Linked DNA regions of Homo sapiens: region 1 is linked to region 2. A link is a loop called in an ENCODE intact Hi-C map of the cell type or tissue named here. Cell type or tissue: sigmoid colon. All regions are shown on one strand.

Evidence for each region. Hi-C counts contacts between places; a loop is a spot of excess contacts. Peaks named below come from ENCODE experiments on the same cell type or tissue, not always from the same donor. Only the 100,000 strongest peaks of a DNase experiment are listed, where the experiment ranks them.
Region 1: a loop joins it to region 2, with 5 times the contacts of the local background. A loop is called at or near these places in 109 of 110 quality-filtered maps.

Annotation. Positions count from the first base shown.
Region 1 is chr5:151,056,969-151,061,968 of GRCh38, reverse strand. TNIP1 (TNFAIP3 interacting protein 1) reads left to right here. Exons shown (of 18, transcript NM_006058.5): 5 at 1,574-1,651. Among named protein-coding and RNA genes, the nearest start is that of TNIP1, 22 kb to the left of the region's middle. RefSeq lists an enhancer at 1,661-1,730. In sigmoid colon, no CTCF peak of the experiment used is centred here; a DNase peak (open chromatin) is centred at 1,888; H3K27ac peaks cover 1,140 bases.
Region 2 is chr5:151,105,461-151,110,460 of GRCh38, reverse strand. It overlaps ANXA6 (annexin A6), which reads left to right. Exons shown (of 26, transcript NM_001155.5): 22 at 615-708; 23 at 1,911-2,006. Among named protein-coding and RNA genes, the nearest start is that of TNIP1, 27 kb to the right of the region's middle. In sigmoid colon, no CTCF peak of the experiment used is centred here; DNase peaks (open chromatin) are centred at 1,710 and 2,100; H3K27ac peaks cover 3,651 bases.

The DNA.
Region 1 (5,000 bases), 48 kb after region 2:
CAGCCTCCCCATTTTGAAATGAAGGTCATAGTTAAAACTTACCAGGAAGACCCTGGTATGTACAAGGAATTCTTCTCACTTACTAAGTTGTATACTGTTAAGTATCACTGAGTGTGCACAGTGCTAGGAAAACAGACAGATGTGACATGGAGCTCACATTCTCAAAGAGGGCTCAGAAACTATCTTCTACAGGCTGGGCGCAGTGGCTCATGCCTATAATCCCAGCACTTGGGGAGGCTGAGGCAGGAGGATTGCTTGAACCCAGGAGTTTGAGACCAGCCTGGGCAGGATAGTGAGACTCCATCTCTCTAAGAAAAAAAGTAGTCAGGTGTGATGGTGTATGTCTGTGGTTCCAGCTACTTGGGAGGCTGGCTGAGGCAGAAGGGTCGCTTGAGCCCAGGAGGTCAAGGCTGCAGTGAGCCATGTTGATGCCACCACACTCCAGCCTGGGTGACAGAGTCAGACCCTCTCATAAAAAAAAAAAAAAATCTACAGATTTGGCTGGAGAAGTTTTGCTTGGTATCCTACAAGGGATTGCATAGTTCAGCATCCTTATCCTACAGATCAGGTGCAGGGAAAGAAGGACCTGTTCTGAGGTTACACGGGTAATGGGGAAAATGTAGATGGAGGAGGGAGACTTTCTAGGGCAGGGCCAAGAGCCAGAGGTGAGTTCTTGGTGGCCATGAGGGTCAGCTGGAAGCTGAGCACTGACTCCTCTCATCTATCCTGCCCCTTTCTGGGATGAAGGGAGGCTGCAGACCAGGTTTAACGGGACATGGAAATCCCAGATCCCAGAGCTAATGGCTGGTTCAGGTGGGCCATTGGCTTCTTGGTTGGTTGAATGACCAGTAATTCTACTAGGAATGACGGAAAGATGTGAAAAAATCTGGGATTTCTTGGCCACCGTGGATTTGGTTGAATCCTGAAATAGTCTCCAAATTTGGTGAATCATCTCTGGGACTTTTCTCAGATCAGTTCACTCCTCTGGGATCTCCAGGACTGGCTTGGGAAGGCCAGCACAGGACATGCTTGGTGGTGGCCGTAACAGCTGCCATCTGTGTTCTGGGAAACCGATCAGAGACGTCTGGGCCTAAGAGACAGCTCTGGGGCCGTGGCAGGAATGCTGGATCTGCAGTCTTGGGTTCAATCCCTGCTTTTGCATTAACCAACTGTATACTGTAGTTTCCTCATCTTTCCAAAGAGGATATAACCTTCTGACCCACTCCATGGGTCACCCTGAGAAATAATGGAGCTCATGAAAGCATTTAAAAAGTACACGGCCTTAAAAAATGCAATCCTACAGTGCTGCTGGTTCAAGGTCAGCTAGTCCCACATCTCCCTTCTACAAAAGAGGATTGGCCATCGAGGGGATATGACCTCACATTATGCAGAGGGCTATGACAGGCTTGTCGAGAATCCTGCTTTGTGATCTCATGTGAGATGATATGTAACGGTCCCTGTGTACTCAAAATGGGAAGAGATTTTGTCCCCCTTGCTGCTCTCAGCCACAGGGCCGCAGAGGAGGGGTGAGCTGTTTTTCTCTCGGGCAGCACCTAACTTCCTTTCTGCACAGGGCACCTCCTCTGAATTTGAAGTGGTCACTCCTGAGGAGCAGAATTCACCAGAGAGCAGCAGCCATGCCAATGCGATGGTGAGTGGACGGGCAGGACCCCGGGCTTGACCTGCTGCCCTCTTTGTGTCCTGTCACTTGCTACCATGTGAGAGGCACAGAACCTGTTCAGATCCCTTAGGTACCCTGGAGTCACTTGGGGATACACGAGGGGCAGGAGCAAAGGGTGCTTCTCGCTCACATATGCAAATTCCTGGGCTAGTGACTTCCCCGACTTGGAGCACACGGGCACCCGACCGTTGTGAAAGCCTGGGCTCTTTGCCAGCCCTGTTGCCTTCTGCCAGGGGCCAGGCACCTCCGCACACTATGACTCAGCCCTTTGGGTCTGTGGGCTTCCAACCCCGGGGGAGAAAGAAGGGTCAGGAAGGCCCAGGGCCCTGTAAGACAGGTGATTTGCTCTTTGTGCAGACTCTTGGAGCACACAGGAAGGAGGTTCAACTTTCCACTTACACGCATGCGCGCGCGCGCGCGCACACACACACACACACACACACACACACACACACACACTCTCTCTCTCTCTCTCTCTCTCTCTCTCTCTCTCTCTCTCTCTCTCTCTGTCTCTCGTACAGCTCTGGAGCGTCTGCCCAGCATCCTCATTCCACACCTTACAACACTGGCTGCCTTTTTCCTAACTATATCTCCTTCTGTTCTTTCTTAAAATGGCAGACTTATTGAAGAACCATTGTGAAAAGTCTGGAAGATTCTTTAAACGACTTAAATTTCTACCTTCTCCATTCTCCCTTCCTTCCCACTTTTAAGTTTTTTTCTTTAATTGTTGTTATGCGAGCAATAGGTGCTCTAGCCCTTCACTGATATATTGATCCCTGCTGCCTCCCTTCACAAAGGTTTGGCTGACAAATATGCTTGTGTTCACTGGTTGCCCCATGTACCTGTCAGTGCCCAGTGCAGGGCCCCCTCAGGTGGCTGTCTGGCTAACTAGCATGCCTTCAGTGTTGAGAGGCTCACCACTGCCTCAGGCAGCTCTGAGTATTGGAAAGGCTCTTTATGTTCTGTCGCCTGGAACCTTCTGTCCCCTTGTCCTGTTCTGTCCCTGAGGGCTCTGAGATGCTGGCCATGGAGGCAAGATCCCCTGCTCAGAAAGTGTTTCACTCTGACTTTGGACCGATAACTTTAACTGACGTAGTAAGTTCCTCATTAGCTCTACAGTGTGCCTGTCTCTGCTGAGCCACTTGAGCCAAGACAACACAGCCTCCCTGTGCTCTGAAGCTTGTAGTCTGGAGAAGTCGCAGGCATGGGAAGCATCGCATGAGCCTTAAATAGAGCAGCATCTGCCACCTCAGCTCCTTTGTGGAAAGAGGCAGTGGGGGAATGGATGCAGAGTTGAAACAGCAGCATTTCCTCTTGTTAGAATGCGGCACACTGACGCCATTACACAGGTGTTCAGGGAATGCCAAGTTGGGGTTATAGTCATTGCCATTCCTCCAGAGTTCAGAGAAGTGGGAGGTCAGTGCAGCAGAGCACTGGATGGCGAGTCAGGAAACCTCAGTTCTCGTTATACCTCTGCCACTGACTTACAGGGCAACTTTGGGCAAGTTCCTCCTCCCCATAGCTTGGTTTCCCGGCCTGATCTCTGAGGCTCCCTGTAGCTCTGCTGTCCTGTGATTCCCATAACTGTTTCCGGGAGGCTGCTGGAGGAGCTGAGCCGTGGACAGGGTGGGAAGGATGAGCAGAACTTGCAGAGGCAGAGAGGACACAGAGAGGACACATGCAGAGACACCAGACCTGGTGTGTGTGGGTTCAGGCAGGGTAAAGTGGGGAGCCCAACTGGATGCTGCTGTGGATGGGACCTGCGGCTGTAGGGCCTTAGATGCCCAGCAGGGGAGCTGGGCCCAGTGCCGTCTGCAGTAGGGTAACACTGCAGGTCCTTGGGAGTGGAATTGGTGTAACAAAGGCAATGTCTTTGGTAGGAGTATTCCAGATAGACTAGAGAGAAAGAGTCAACTATCTGGCCCACGGTGTGCTTTATTTCTTACATACTGTACTAGTTTGGGACTTTCTGAAATAGCTAAAGCTGTGGTTCCTTAAACTGTTTTGAGTCTTGGGTCCTCAGAAGCTGATGAATGCTTGGGCCATTCCCCAGAAGACACATGTGTAGGCCAGGCATGGTGGCTTACGCCTGTAATCTCAGTACTTTGGGAGGCCGAGGTGGGTGGATCACCTGAGGTCAGGAGTTCAAGACCAGCCTGGCCATTGTGGTGAAACCCCGTCTCAACTAAAAATACAAAAATTAGCTTGGTGTAGTGGTGCACACCTGTAATCCCAGCTCCTCAGGAGCCTGAGGCAGGAGAATCGCTTGAACCCAGGAGGCGGAGGTTGCAGGACGTATATGCAGATGTCCCTTGGTAAACATGGGAGAGTGGTTCCAGAACTCCCTGAGGATACCCAAAATCCATGGATGCTCAAGTCCCTGATGTAAAATGGCGTAGTAGTTCCCTATAACCTATACACATCCTCCTATATACTTTAAATCATCTCTAGATTACTTACGATACCTAATACAATGTAAATGCTAAATTTTGGTATACTGTATTGTTTAGGGAATAATGACAAGAAAAAAATTCTGTACATGTTCAATACAGTTTTTTGTTTGTTTGTTTTGGGACGGAATCTTGCTCTGTTGCCCAGGCTGGAGTGCTGTGGTGCGATCTCTGCTCACTGCAACCTCCGACTCCCTGGTTCAAATAGTTCTCCTGCCTCAGCCTCCCAAGTAGCTGGGATTACAGGCACGTGCCACCATGCCCAGCTAATTTTTGTATTTTTAGTAGAGACAGGGTTTCACCACTCAGGCCGTCTTGATCTCCTGACCTTGTGATCTGCCCGCTCAGCCTCCCAAAGTGGTGGGATTACAGGCGTGAGCCATCGCGCCCGGCCAGTTTGTTTTTTTAGAAGATTTTTGATCTGCAGTTGGTTGAATCCATGGATGCGGAACCCATGGATATGGAGGGCTGACTGTGCAGTGATGTCCCTTTTCTGGGCTTGTTACTGTCAGGGGTCAATTCATCCTCCTAAGAACCCTGTGAGGTTGAAGGGAGGGAAGGGTTGTGCGGACATTTGGTAGATGAGGATGCTGAGGTCCAGCAGACAAGTGACTTACTGTCAGGCACTCTGCAAGGCCCAGTGTGTGGGAGGATGGTGGCCCCGCTGCTGTGGAGCCACCAGTGGCCTGTGAGTCCTGGGTTCTGCCCTGTGAGTCAGCCCCAGACAGGGAACCTGCATAACTGGAGAATTTCCCGGGGCTGAGCTGGGGTCACAGGGGGAAACTGAGTCATGAGAAATGAGGAAGCAGAGGGAGAATGGACTGGCGGCGCCTACTCAGGCCTTGGTGAAGAGTGGGCCGTGTGCCCTT
Region 2 (5,000 bases):
CCAAACTTCAGCTAATCATCTCTGGCACGATTTGTGCTGTGTAACCACCAGCTATTAATACTGATCTTTAAATCGACTCACTCTTAAACCCAAAATGAGTTAAGGGGAATTTACTATCAGTATAAATAGAACTAGTAGCTAGCTAGAAGACAATCATGGAAACACTAATGTGCAGTGTGATCGGGTGTGTTTGCCCTTGACCCCGCTTGGGGAAACACTGGCCAGGCCATCTTCTCTGCATATGACCCCATACACCCTTCCCAGAGGGGCTTGCAGAAAGGTTGAGGGATGGAAGGGGAACTCCCAGTTGCTATGCTCAGAGTCTATGTGGGTCCTCCTAGGAGCCCCAGCCCCACGGTCCTGAGGCTAGGATGGAAGTACCCAGTGCTAAGGCCATCTTTGTCAGTTCACAGGGTCCTTGTGAACTGGAGAGGGGAGTATAGAAGCCATTGTGCTTGAGGAAGGAAGAGGGGACCAGTCTCGGCCCCCTTGGATGGCTGGGTGAGCCCAGCTTCTGACTGCCCTCAGCCCAGGCAAAGACATGAAAGTGAATAATAACCAAGGCTTTCTCATGTCTCCCCTCCCAAATCCTTGCTCCAACTGGGGCTCTGCAGGAAATAGCAGACACACCTAGTGGAGACAAAACTTCCTTGGAGACACGTTTCATGACGATCCTGTGTACCCGGAGCTATCCGCACCTCCGGAGAGGTGAGGCCTGACCTCCTCCCTTCCCAGCTCAGCAGGAAGATCCCAGAATCTGATGAGAGCCTCTCAGCTCTCTGTGGCAAGAGGAGCCCGTTGCCCACCCACCTCCTCCTTAACCCAGCAGTAGCGTGTCATGGGTGACGGCGACTCTGGAGCCCTGGGTTCTAGTCCTGGCTCTACCACTTATACCTCACCTTCTTTCTCCTCCTTAGGGAAGCAGGTGGGATGCCCGGGATTAGGTATAGCAACTGGATTTCACCTCAAAGGCCAACTCTGATTGGTAGTAGCTGCCTAGAGTGCTGTGTTAAGGATTCTGGGGTCCCGCGTCATGATTCACTGGCGATGCCTGCCAGGAGCAAGGCAGCGAGAGGTGGTGGTGGCACAAGACCCACATAGACATCTTTGAACCACAGGCTGCCGCATGCTCAGGGCACACCTGTATGCAGTGGCCCTGGCACTCGGTAATCATGAAGTGTCCTGCACTGAGACATTTACATTTTAATGTCTGGCACTACATTAAATGTCTACATTTAATGTCTGGCACTTCTCAGTATTTAAGGTGCTTTAACATAGTGGCTAAAAGAATGGACTTGGGCACTGGACGGCCTTGATTTGAATCCCCCACTTAACAGCCATGTGACCTCAGGCAAGTCACCGAATCTCTGCGCCTGAGCTCCCTTACGTAGGAATCAGGGTTTTAGCTCTACCCGAGATGATTGTTGTGAAGATACAAAAAACATAACACACATAAAGCACTGGCGCAATGCCTGACTCAGTGAGTGTTTCCTGAGTGTTATCATTGTGTCTTCATCCCAAGCGGACACAGGAGGAAGAGGAGGCCCAGGAAGGAGAGGGATCACCCAAGGTCCCTCAGTGAGCTGGGGCAGAACCATGACTAGGACCCGTGCTCCTTTTACTACCCCAGCCTGGGTTCCCAGAACTTGGCCGAGGTTCTAAGACCATTGGCCAGGCACGGGGACTGGCGTGGGACAGATTTGGCTCTGAGCCCACGGCAGCCTTGATGTCAGAGCTTCTCTATCGGGATGATCTTGCCCAATGCATTTAGGCCTGGGCTGTGGCCATATTTGCTGCCCTTCCACTTTCTCAGGCACAGCCTGTGGGAGGCACTGGGTGGGGCTGAGGAGGGGTCCTCCGCCTCCTGCACTGAAGCTCACCCCCACCTCTGGGGCTTCTCTTGTGGCCAGTCTTCCAGGAGTTCATCAAGATGACCAACTATGACGTGGAGCACACCATCAAGAAGGAGATGTCTGGGGATGTCAGGGATGCATTTGTGGCCATTGGTAACTGGCAGGGACTAAGGGAAGGGCTGGGGGCACTGGGAACTTGAACAGATTCTCTGGAAGAATAGAACCTTGGCAGCCTCCGAAGCTACTACTGGAAAGTAAACACTGTCACAGTTCGCCTCCAGGGGTGCTGCCAAATGTGTGATTGTGCAGGAATGTCATGAGGTCTGTGCGAGGCTGCAGGAGAGGGTGAGAAAATAACTGTTGCTAGGGAAGAACCAGGAAGACTGGGGCAGGCAGGGGAGGGGGCACGCTGTCCTGCACAACTAGGGTGTATACACACACACACCACACACACACTTGACACACACACCTAACATATACAAGACACATACTATACACACACACATTCTCACATGTGACACACACTCATACATAAAACACGTTACATATGCATGTGACAGGTGCACACCACACATACACACATCACACACAGAACACATTATATATACACATACATGCTACACCCCCACAAGACACTACACCTACACACACACCACTCACACACTATGCACACATGACCCATGCACACCACATATACGCAGCACACATGCACACACATACAAGACACATACACGCTAGATGCAGATGACACACACACAGACCCTCGTCTCCTCTCAGTACCTGGCTTTTTGGTTACGCTTATATAATTTGAGCTCTTGACTTTGAAAAGGTTTTTCCCTTTTGGATCTTAATTCCACCGTGTATAAATATGGATGAGTGGATATGGGTTAGGGCTGAAGTTATTCTCATTAATATTCATCATTAGTGGTATCTTGTTTCATTTACTATAAAACACATTGCATCAATGCACTTTTAAAAAATCTTACCAAGAGGTATCCGTGGAAGATTTTCACATAATTGCCTTCAATTATAAAACACATCTTGATTTCAGAGACACTAAAATGTGGGGGAAAGGTGTGTTAGATTTGGGTGAAGTAGAGGTGGTGGTAGGGGTGTTGTTTAGCACGTGATGGGCCTTTACCACCCAGGAGCAATATCTAGGAGGCGGGATAGCCCGACGAATAAAAGCATGGAATCCAGGTTGAATCCCTGCTCTGCCACTTACTCACTATATGTCCTTGGGCAGGTCACAAAACCTCTGTGTCTCAATTTCCTCCTTTGTAAAGTGGAGATAACAACAGTGCCCAGCCCATAGGGTGGATTTTGTGAGGCTGAAATTAGTTAATTATATGTAAAGCACTTGGAACGGTGCCTCTTGGCATGTAATACTCACTGGACAAGGGTTAGTTTGTATTTGTATTGTTGTTTCCCACCAAGCCCTGCGCAAAGTTAGTTGCACGCAGGTTTAGTTACATTCTCATCAGGTGCTCTTAACCAGCTTATTTTACAAAAGAGGACACTGAGTTCAGAGAGGCTTATAGCAGTAGAACCAGGACTCAAACCACAGGCTGCCTACCTCCAAAGCTCATGTTCTTAACACCAGAATAATTAGCCTTTGGAGACACTTTCAGATTCCTACCCTCCTCGTGTATTTCCCTCTTCCCTTTCTCCTCCCACCTTGAACAGGTATACACGTGCAAACACACACCACAACACACCATTTCACACTCCTCCATCCAATGGCAGGCATCGGGGTCCCATGTGACAGATGGACAGGCTCAGTTTTTAGGAAGACTTGTGGGGTTGGTTACAGAGGAGAGAAGTTTCTGCCCAGCGTGCTTCTTAGCCAGACTGATAAAGCCCTAGGTCTGAAGTCAGGGAAGGCTTCCTGGAGGTGATGTCATGACTGGGGGCATGGACATCAAGTACAGCCTTGAAGGATGGGATTTGATTTAGAGAGATAATGTAGTGAAGGGCAGATAGGAAATGCATCTATCCAGGAAGGACAGAGAGACACAGGAATTTGCAGTTTGTTCTGGGAATGGGGGAGCAAGGGCCATGAGGTTGCAAAGGAGGCCAGGAGCTTTGACATTCAAGCCAAGGAGCTTGGGATTTGTTTGGGAGGTAGTAGGGAGATATGTAAGGAGCTGGAGATGGGAGGTGTGTGATGTGATCTTTTCCACAGGGTTCCTGAGCCTGTTGCAGAGGAGTCTTGCTTGACTCTGCCACTGGGGTACGCAACTCCAGCCTCTTGCCGTCTGTTCTCATTATATCCAGAGTCATTCCAGCTATAGTACTGGTGTCTGGTTCCTCCTTTTTAAGCTGTCTGAGACACCTGTGCGTGGGCTCTGGAGCCTTGCAGTCAAGCAGCTGTGAAGGGCTAGAGAACCCTAGGCTTTGAGAAAGGGCGGGGTTGGTGAAACCAGGCAGGCATTATCTGCAGCCAGGGTAGGGAGCAGGGGCTGCCAATCCTGCAAGATTGTTCAGGCCCTGGGGAAACACTCAGCCCCAGGGATTTGCATGGTCCCTTAAATTTTACCAACGGACAGTCATTCTTTGGAGCAATATTTCTCTAAATCAGTAACTCTCAAGCATTAGGCTGCACCAGAGTAGGGTGGCCAACCATCCTGATTTGCGCAAGGCTTTCAGTGCTGTTAGGTTGGTGCAAAAGTCATTGCAGTTTTGCCATTGAAAGTGATGGCAAAAATTGTAATTACTTTGGCACCAACCTAATAAAACCTGGAGTGTCCCAGGCAAACTAGGACAAGCTGGTCACTCACCTCTAGAGTTTCAGATTCAGCATCTCTGGAATCTGGAATCTGAGGCATGAGAATCTGCCTTTCTTCCAAGTTTTCAAGTGATGCTAATGTTGTTGGTCCGGAAACCACACTTTGAGAACCACTGCTCAAAATCTTTCCAAAATCTGAATCTTTAGGGTGGAGCCTAAACCCTGAGTTTTAAACAAGCTTTTTGGGTGATTCCAATGCATTTAAAAATTTGAGGCCCCGTGCCTTGGGTTCATGAGGAGTTAATTACCTTTGAATCCTCTCCTGACCTTGGTTAGCTGTAAGCACCTTAGAAGGAAGAGAGTTGCAACCAATTGAGAGCCAGGCCTAAGGATGGGCCAGAGGAGGAAGCATGGGGAAG